3 separate regions of the Mus musculus genome follow, and all the other regions are linked to region 3. A link is a contact called in ENCODE Hi-C or POLR2A ChIA-PET data. All regions are on one chromosome and are shown on one strand. Each heading gives the region's core, a stretch centred on a gene start or an enhancer-like site at or near the end of the contact. The rest is flanking DNA. Distances are from core to core; before and after follow the strand shown. Region 1 holds the start of Tubb2a (tubulin, beta 2A class IIA). Region 2 holds the start of Psmg4 (proteasome (prosome, macropain) assembly chaperone 4). Region 3 holds the start of 4930447K03Rik (RIKEN cDNA 4930447K03 gene).

Region 1 (2,700 bases), core at 66-2,565, 35 kb before region 3:
CTCTCTGTCACCAGAAAGACAGCAGGGCAAGAGCCTAGTGGGCTGCGGGCCTCCATGTATTTGGGCAGCAGCTGCTGCTGCAGAGGGTCTTGGGAATGCGCAGTGCATCGGCCATATTATGACCACAGATGCAGGGCTGGGAGGAGCCTGGAGAAGGAAGTGGGCACAGCGGATCTCGCAGAACTGCAGAGGCAGCTGCTTTCTATCACTCCAGGCAAGGCTGAATGTTACACATACAGGCTGATGGATGGGAAAGGCAGAAGGGAAAATCAGGTGCCCCGCCCCCTGTGCCTCCAGGGATCAATGGCTGCTGGCACAGACTCCATGACAGCTTTCAACAGCCCAGTTTTATACCACTGACCTACATATTGGCTTCGGGTATTGACCCTGGCTAGGAATGTTCGGGGATGGGCAGTACAATCCTGAGAGGGCGTCTGGCAGCCCCGGGAAAAAGCTGGCCATCCTCAGGATGTAACCTCCATTGTGACTTGGCAGCAGGAAAGGGAGTGGGGAGGTTGGGTGGGCAATATGGCGGTGTTGAAAGAGACCATGTCCTTGTGCAGGCACCCGCCCACACCCATGTTAAATACCCATTGCTGTCTCCCCACTGCCGTCGGGTCTCACAGCCCCCATTCCAAGCAGTCTTGCAGAGAAAAAAGAGGACCATAATGTTTTATGTCACATCTAAACGAGCCCTTGTAAGAGAATTTGTCTAACACCCTCGTCTGTTGGCCCAAAGACACGCCTCTGTAACATCTGTCAACCCAATGACACTGCATTTTTTTCATTCAAATGACAGAAATATATATATATATATGAATTACATTTGACATGAGATTTTTTTCAATACATGTAGTGACCCCCCCAACCCAAATTTCAGACACGAAAAAAACCCAGACTAATGTCAGCTGCACCCCGCAGAAGGGCTGTGTCCCAAAGCAATGTAATGGACCTTAATTTAAGACACCCTTGTCGCACCAATCCTGGCAAGTTGGTCGGCTTTCAGGACCCGGCCCGCCCAGTAGCCAGCGGTGGAATGCGACACCAGCCGGGGCTCTTCTGGATCCCCTAGGCTCGGCCTGCTTCCGCGACACCCCCCCCTACCCCTCTCCCCACGCAACCTTGGGACCCTGACCGGATGGGACTACCTCATCCATTTCTTCCCTAGGGGTGAGCCCACCTTAGCGCCGATCTGGTTGCCACACTGGCCCGCCTGGATGTGCACGATCTCGCGCATGGTGCTGGTTGTAGAAGGGGTGGAGGCTCTTGCCCTCGGAGCAGTGCGTGGACAGAGGGCTAAGGAGCGCAAAAGACCAGTCGCCCTCCCCCAGCACCGCCTTTTATACCCGGGGACCGCCCAGTCCCGCTGACGTCATGGGGGCAGAGCCGAGGGGCGGCGCGGCTGGGACTGCGGCACCGCGAGAGGGAGCCGGGGCGCGGTGCGAGGTGCGGGGCACCCGCCTGTATCCAGCCTCCTAGGGTTATTACGCCCCCCCAGCCGGTCCTGCTGGTTTCCCCTCAGTGTCCACCTGAGGTGTTTGTCTACTGTCGAGACCTTTAGGTTACACTCTGGTTCTGCTCCCACACTGCTCATTTCCCACCACTCTGGGGACTACAGATGGGGCTCCTGCCTCCCCAGTAGCAGGACAGGTGTGGCCTCGCTCTTGGATATGAAGCCCAGAACTGAAAATGCATCTCTACTAGATGTCCTTTCTGAAAAAGGGTGCCTGCATCCTGGGCAGGACTTGAACTGCAGCCCGGTTCTCTCTTTCAAGTCTGCTTGGTAACTAAGGGCGAGTAGAAAGCCAGACGTGATACCGCTTGGGAGGAAAGAGGGGAGGATCAAGTGAGGGTCTGGACTGTTTCAAGGACGACAAGGATGCTATACAGGTCGATTGCTAGGTATAGAGGAGGAAGAGTGACGTTTTTCTGGTCTGGACTCTTGGGTCCTAAAAGCCTCTTAAAAGTCGAAATTTCTGCTCTCAGACACGTGTTGGAGCGAGAGAGCAAGGGAGGGAAGTGGAGGTAGCTAATATAGTGAGTGTGAGTTGAGATGCTGGTCTGAGAGAGACACTGGTTTTCATGGGCTGGGTAAGTTAGCCAAAGAACCTCACTGACAAAAGGTCACAGTGATCACGTTTTGGACACAGTGCTTAAAATATATTTGTTAAATGACTCACTTGTTTTCACTTTTAAAAATGTGATAACCAGGAAAATATAAAAACACGGTTGCAGCCCACATTCAGGGCTCACATTTCCTTCTCTCGGCTAGTACTGTCTGTCCCACAAAAGGCATCAACACTACCCAGATTCCTCCCCTCAGAAAAGCAAGGTTTAAAACCTGACCAGCTACAAATTGAGGAAGCCCGAGAACCTGCAGTTTTTCTATTAGCAGAAACCCTAGGCTTGGCGCTAGGACTGGTCCACCAGGAGTTACTCTTCGTTGGTCTGGCACAGTGGAGGGGTAAACAGGAGCTTCCACCAGTTCCTCTCGGGAGCCAGTTTCTTCAAATACTAAATAATTATAGGTGCCGTGGAGCTGGCTTTGTGAACAGGAAATGAGAAGGTGTATATGAAAGCAGGTTGAGTTTATGGAGTGAAAATGCCTTCATAAAGTCCAAGGGGATGCTGCTGTAAATGTGGATCTTGTTTGCCATGTTAATATTGGGTCATTTGCTGAGGTGGGAGCCACAGCCAGTC
Region 2 (2,700 bases), core at 64-2,563, 50 kb after region 3:
GGCTAGGCAGAACAGAGTGGGTGGAAAAATGGATTCTGGGCTTGGGGTCTGAGATAAGGATGAGGTGGAAGAGAGAGGAAGAAGGAAGGAGGTCACCATGGTGTTGGTAGATCATGGGCACATGGTCAAGAGGACCAGCCTGATGGAGTAGGAATGGCCCAGGCTGAACATGGCCAGTGACATCTCTGGGATCACCATAAGAAAATAGGTAATATAGCATAGAGGGCTGATATCTGCCTAGCTCTAGTGCTTTTAAGCTTATTATAAATCTAAATGTTTCTGTATCTTTTATCTGGTAATGATATGGTCTGAAGTGGGGTAGAAACCCCCAATAGATATTTAAAGGTAACAAGGGGGTGTAGTAACCCCCTCCCCCCAACCCCCAACAATATTAACCACAAAGGCTGGGCTTGTTGCTTTTATAGTAATACCTCAGGAGCTCTATCACAGGAATATTTCCTTTTCCTCAGTGACTTGGGTCTTCCAGACAGGGCCTATCCCCTGATCTCCCATGATATTCCATAATCTATCTCCCTTGGGGACTAAGACATCTCACAGTGGATCCTCGGAGGGTCCCAAACCATACTCAAATCACATCACATTTTAAATCTCAATTTGATCCACTAAGAGTTACAGGAAATTTAAGCAGACTCTTTGCAGTTCCTAGAGTCTCCAAGTCTACTGTAAAAAGCTTGACAAACCGGGCAAGTTTTTACGCCTCTCAACCCACCAAGGGACTCATTCCAAACACTTTAGTGTCCCAGTAATTAAAATTAAAGGGTCCCAGGGCAGATATATCACCACCCTCCACAGGGCTTCCCTCTCTCACATTCTTTCTCAAATCTTAAAGGCTCCCTACTCATATTTCCATTTTGTACTCGAGGAAAGAGAGACAGAGAAGTTAAAGGGTTAGATCAAGACCCGAGCTTTACATGATAGCAGCTCAGGGTGTGCCTGCCTGTCTCTGAAGACCCTGTCCTCCCGCCATGGTCTATGCAGTTCTTTTTTACAGCTTTCTCCCAGGATCATTGCTGTTAAATTATGTTAGCTAGGTTAGAGACTTGCAGAGGTGGGCCTGGGAGGTGGTGGCTGCTAAAGCGCTCAAATTGTGTCCGTGTCTGGGCAAAGGAAGATGCTGAGAGTGGTTTCAGTCCACTAACATGCGCTCCTGGGAAGAAGGAAAAAGGACAGAGGTAGTTCAGTGGGTTCCTAGAGATCGCTGGCAGACTCCTAGGCGAGGCTGAAGGTACCAGGCTAGAGCAGGCGGAGGCCCTGTTCTAGGCCCCGCCCACTCATGCTCGCCCCACCCCACCTCGGCGCGCGCATCTGAAAGTGAAAGAGCGTTCCGCTTTTCGGAGCTCGCTCTCTCTGGTCTGGGAGCCCGCGCCTGCCCGGTCTCGGTGCTGTGGCCCGGTGGCTGGCGGGATGGAGGAGTCTCGGGCCGCTGCGGACGCGGACGTGTCGCTTCACAACTTCAGTGCAAGGCTGTGGGAGCAGCTGGTCCACTTTCATGTCATGCGGCTGACGGATTCGCTCTTCCTGTGGGTGGGAGCAACGCCGCATCTACGCAACCTCGCAGTGGCCATGTGCAGCCGCTACGTGAGTGTGGGCGGGGCCAGGAACTTGATGGCGATCTGGGGGCGGGGCCTAGCCGTAGTTGGGGGTGGGGTTGGGGGGACCGGTGGACCTCAAGGTGAAGGATCTGGGGTAGAGGGTGGGGACCGCTAAGAAGGGTTTGGGAGGAGAGAGACCAGTGGGAGTGAGGCTGGTCGCATGCGGCCCTGAGAGACATTCTTGAGGAGCTTCAGTGTGCCCTGGGGTCCTATTCTGAACACCTCAGGCTGGAGTCTCCTAGGGCTGCTTCTTGACTTGCGGGAACCCCGGAGTCAACCCACACGTGGACCACCTTAAAGGGAACTCATCCCAGCCCCTGAGCTCTGAGCTCACCAGAACATCGGCTCTCCTTGCACCAGCTTCCTGACATGTGCGCGTGCTACGTTTTACATTTTACATTGGGTTTAGACAACTTTTGTATTGAACTTGGAGCTTAGATTTGAGTGTCTGATAGGTACTTGACCAACAAACTCAAACCTTCCCCTTCTGTGACCTTTCATCTCTGTATGGGCAACTCTACCTATTCTGAGTGCTCTCTGGCTGTCTTTGGCCTTTCTTTCTCTCACAGGTCACGTGCCCAGAGCCTCTCCATCTCCAGGATAGGGGGTTGAATCCAAAGCTTTGCATGTGCTATGCAAATGCTCCACCACTGAGTTAAACTGCCTGTCCTCATCTCTTCCTTGAACACACCACTCATATTGGATGAAGGACTTACCTTACCCTCGGATGAGCTCACTTTGTGTGGGGGGCACATGCATATATATGCACCCAAATTTAGGAACATGCATGCACGTATGCATGCATACCATACACACTACATATAAGCAAAAAGATAAAACAATAAGATAGATCAGGGATTGCCATTCCTCTGCTAAAGACCCTTTGAGATGAATTCAGAGTATGATACTGAGTTTCTAGTGATCCCCACAGGGCCTGTTGCTTCTTAGTGTTCTTCCCTGCCCAGTTATTCCAGTAGTACTGGCCTCTGAAGTTTTAGTGATATAAGGTGAGGTTAGTGTCTAGTACCTCTCAGGCTGCTCATTAAGTCACTTGGTGAGTTGTTGAGACCTCTTCAGGGCGTCCTTT
Region 3 (2,700 bases), core at 82-2,581:
AAAGGCAAGGGAAAAAAAGGAAAGAATTTGTGGGCTTACTGGTGGGATAGCATCTGAAAACCATGGAGATGGGAAGGGCAGGAGCTTGACAGGTGCTGCCGCCCTTCAGTCACTTTCTTAATTCTGTCTTGACGTGTTAATGTTGCAAGAGGAAGGATTCACTGGGCTCTCTGCAGATGCCATGAGTCACAGCTGCCATGATATTCAGGAGTCTCCTTTTCAGGGGACAAGTGGCAGCCCCTGCCCCCCCCCCCCCAAGCTTGCTACAAGTCTAGGATTCCTGACTACTCCTCAGGACCACTGGATCAGAACGTGCATCTGATGGAGATTCCAGGTGATAAGCAGGCAATTGCCAAGACTAAGGAGCCAGATGTGGACTCAGAAGATCTAACCTGGGTCATGGCTCATCATAAGAAACAAGGACAAGAGGAAAGAGTTCAGGGTGTAGGGCATTGGGGTGCTGAAAACCCTGTATTCTCCATTTCCTTTGCTCAAGGCTTGGCAGTGGGATCACCTGATAGTAATCCATGGTTTTCTCCACAGAATTTCACAATTTCATATGATTCAACCTAATACTCTGGAGAGTGTCCAATGTGTGACTCATGCCTCCCACAGTTACAGCGTGGCACCGATGTAATCCTGTTCTTTGACCTGTATGCAGCTGCGGCTCCAGAGGAGACACTGGCAGAGGTGTGCCTTTCTGCTTAGGGAGTCAGACTCCTGTAATCCCTTTCACGTCATCAACAATGACAAGCCATAATAGTGTCATACACTGCTCATTTGTGTTCAACCTTATAATGACTGTACAACGATCATTTGAGATGTATAGGTGAAGAAATGAAACCACAGAGAGGTTGAGTAAGTTGCTCAAAGTCACACAACTTGGAAGCAAGAAGGCAGAGCAACTTGATGCCCTGAATATTTCACAGAATTTCTGAAGAAATGCCAGACTAAGGCCATGGAGACTTCCAAGATCATGTGCTACAGTTTGGATCTGGGATGTCCCACACAGGCCTTTTTGTTTAAGACATGATTCCCAGCTTGAAGAGGTAGAACCTGTAGGAGGAGGGACCCAGACCATTGGGGCTGTAATGGCTCTTGTTTAATTTTACTGAATCTGAAATACTTAGGAGACAATGGCTCTGGCCATGTCTCTGAGGGAGATTCCAGAGTTGTGTTTGGGGGTGGTGCTCCCCTCACTGTGGGTGACACAGCTGGGATACAAGCTCTGAGGGAAAATCAGTGATGCTTGCCTTTGTCTCTTGCAGAGGACTCCAGTCCTGTGGCTCCCACTGCCGCTGCCACCATTACCATCAGACTCTGACTTCTTTCGGCCTTCCATCCTGGAACGAATACCAATGACTCACCAGGAATCTGGAGCCTTTGGCTCCAGAATGGAATTGCTGTGGTATCTGAAAGTTCCAGAATCCACACAAGACACCCCAAGACCAAGTTCTTAGCACAAAGGAGATTTATTTGCCTCAGAGGGAGAAAGGGCAAGGAATAAGAGACAAAGACAGGAAATGAAGGATGAGGGAGAAGGGGAAGGACAGAGAGTGGGGGAAAAGATATTTGTCCCAGATTGACAAAGGACTGTCTCTGGATAGAGAGGAGACAGATATGGCCCACCTGAACATGGAAGTTTATAAGGGAAAAATGGGGGAAACCTGGTGCTAGGTGAGGTGTTTTGTTTTAATTTGGGTATGTTAATTAGGTGAACCAAAGGGAGCTTTTAATTTCTGGATTTCAATATTTTGATAGCTGGATCTTGGTAGTTAGCCTCAGACAGAAGGAGTGAGGGACCTTGGAGACTAGCTTCAAGAATATAATCTGTTTAGCAAGGTAAAGGAAATAGGGGAAAGGCAAGGTCTGACAGCCATGTTTGCCATTCTCAGGTCTGTGTTTGCCATGCTTGGGCCTGCTAGAGCCCTTCAGTATCCAGCTTTGTGCTCTGAATAGCCTCTCCTGCATACATACAGCCTTTGTCAGGTCACCAGAACCTTATTATGCAAGCCACATGCATCTATGTAGACATACACTCACATTCACCTATTCTAGTCTTCTAAAGAACCTTTGGCCAATACAGGGACCTACAGGGACCCTGGTACCCTGGGACCCTGGCTTCCCCCTCTTCTCTTGGCTTCCCAGCAACCAGGAGGTATACTTATTTACTTCCTTTTTTTTTTTTTTAACCATATTCGCTGGCCATGATGTGCTTGCTCTGTTGCCACAGTCCCAAAGTAACAGGACATAACCCAAAACCATGAACCCAAATAGTATTTCCTCTGTTCAGTCCGCCACATTCGGAATTTTGTCTCCATCGTGGAAAGCCAGCTGGTCCAGAGGCAGTGGAAGGCTCTGTTAGGATGACTTAGGGATGTGGAGATTGCTCAAAGGATAAAGTGCTTGTTGTATGTGGTAGTCTTGTCAAGTCGACACACTGTGGAAGGGAGGCCTGGTGAAGAACTGTTGAGATTGACAGTGACCTAGTTAGCATTAGCTGTGGATTTGACACAACCTGGAATCACTTGAAGAGTCTCAAGTAATTATCTCTGTCAGGTTGGTCTGTGGTGTGCCTCTGTGAGATTGCCTTGGTTTTTAAGAGATACAGAGGCCCTTCTGACTGTGGAGGGCAATGTTCTCTCTGGGCAAGGGGCCCTGGGAAATGAAAGAAAGCTGGCTCAGTGTGGGTTTAGGGGT

The links. Hi-C counts contacts between places; a loop is a spot of excess contacts on that map. ChIA-PET counts read pairs that join two places held with the same protein, here RNA polymerase II (POLR2A).
Region 1: POLR2A ChIA-PET joins it to region 3 with 11 read pairs in Patski. The contact joins the promoter of Tubb2a here to the promoter of 4930447K03Rik in region 3. A Hi-C loop is called at or near these places in 5 of 37 maps with a recorded cell type or tissue (T-helper 1 cell, T-helper 17 cell, heart and 1 more). POLR2A ChIA-PET finds 5 or more read pairs at or near these places in 4 of 5 experiments (Patski and embryonic stem cell).
Region 2: POLR2A ChIA-PET joins it to region 3 with 26 read pairs in embryonic stem cell. The contact joins the promoter of Psmg4 here to the promoter of 4930447K03Rik in region 3. POLR2A ChIA-PET finds 5 or more read pairs at or near these places in 4 of 5 experiments (Patski and embryonic stem cell).

What each region holds. Positions count from the first base shown.
Region 1 is chr13:34,076,693-34,079,392 of GRCm38, forward strand. It overlaps Tubb2a (tubulin, beta 2A class IIA), which reads right to left and starts at 1,316. Exons shown (of 4, transcript NM_009450.2): 1 at 1,181-1,316. The coding sequence starts at 1,237.
Region 2 is chr13:34,161,651-34,164,350 of GRCm38, forward strand. It overlaps Psmg4 (proteasome (prosome, macropain) assembly chaperone 4), which reads left to right and starts at 1,314. Exons shown (of 3, transcript NM_001101430.2): 1 at 1,314-1,599. The coding sequence starts at 1,426.
Region 3 is chr13:34,111,941-34,114,640 of GRCm38, forward strand. It overlaps 4930447K03Rik (RIKEN cDNA 4930447K03 gene), which reads right to left and starts at 1,332. Exons shown (of 5, transcript NR_046184.1): 1 at 1,254-1,332.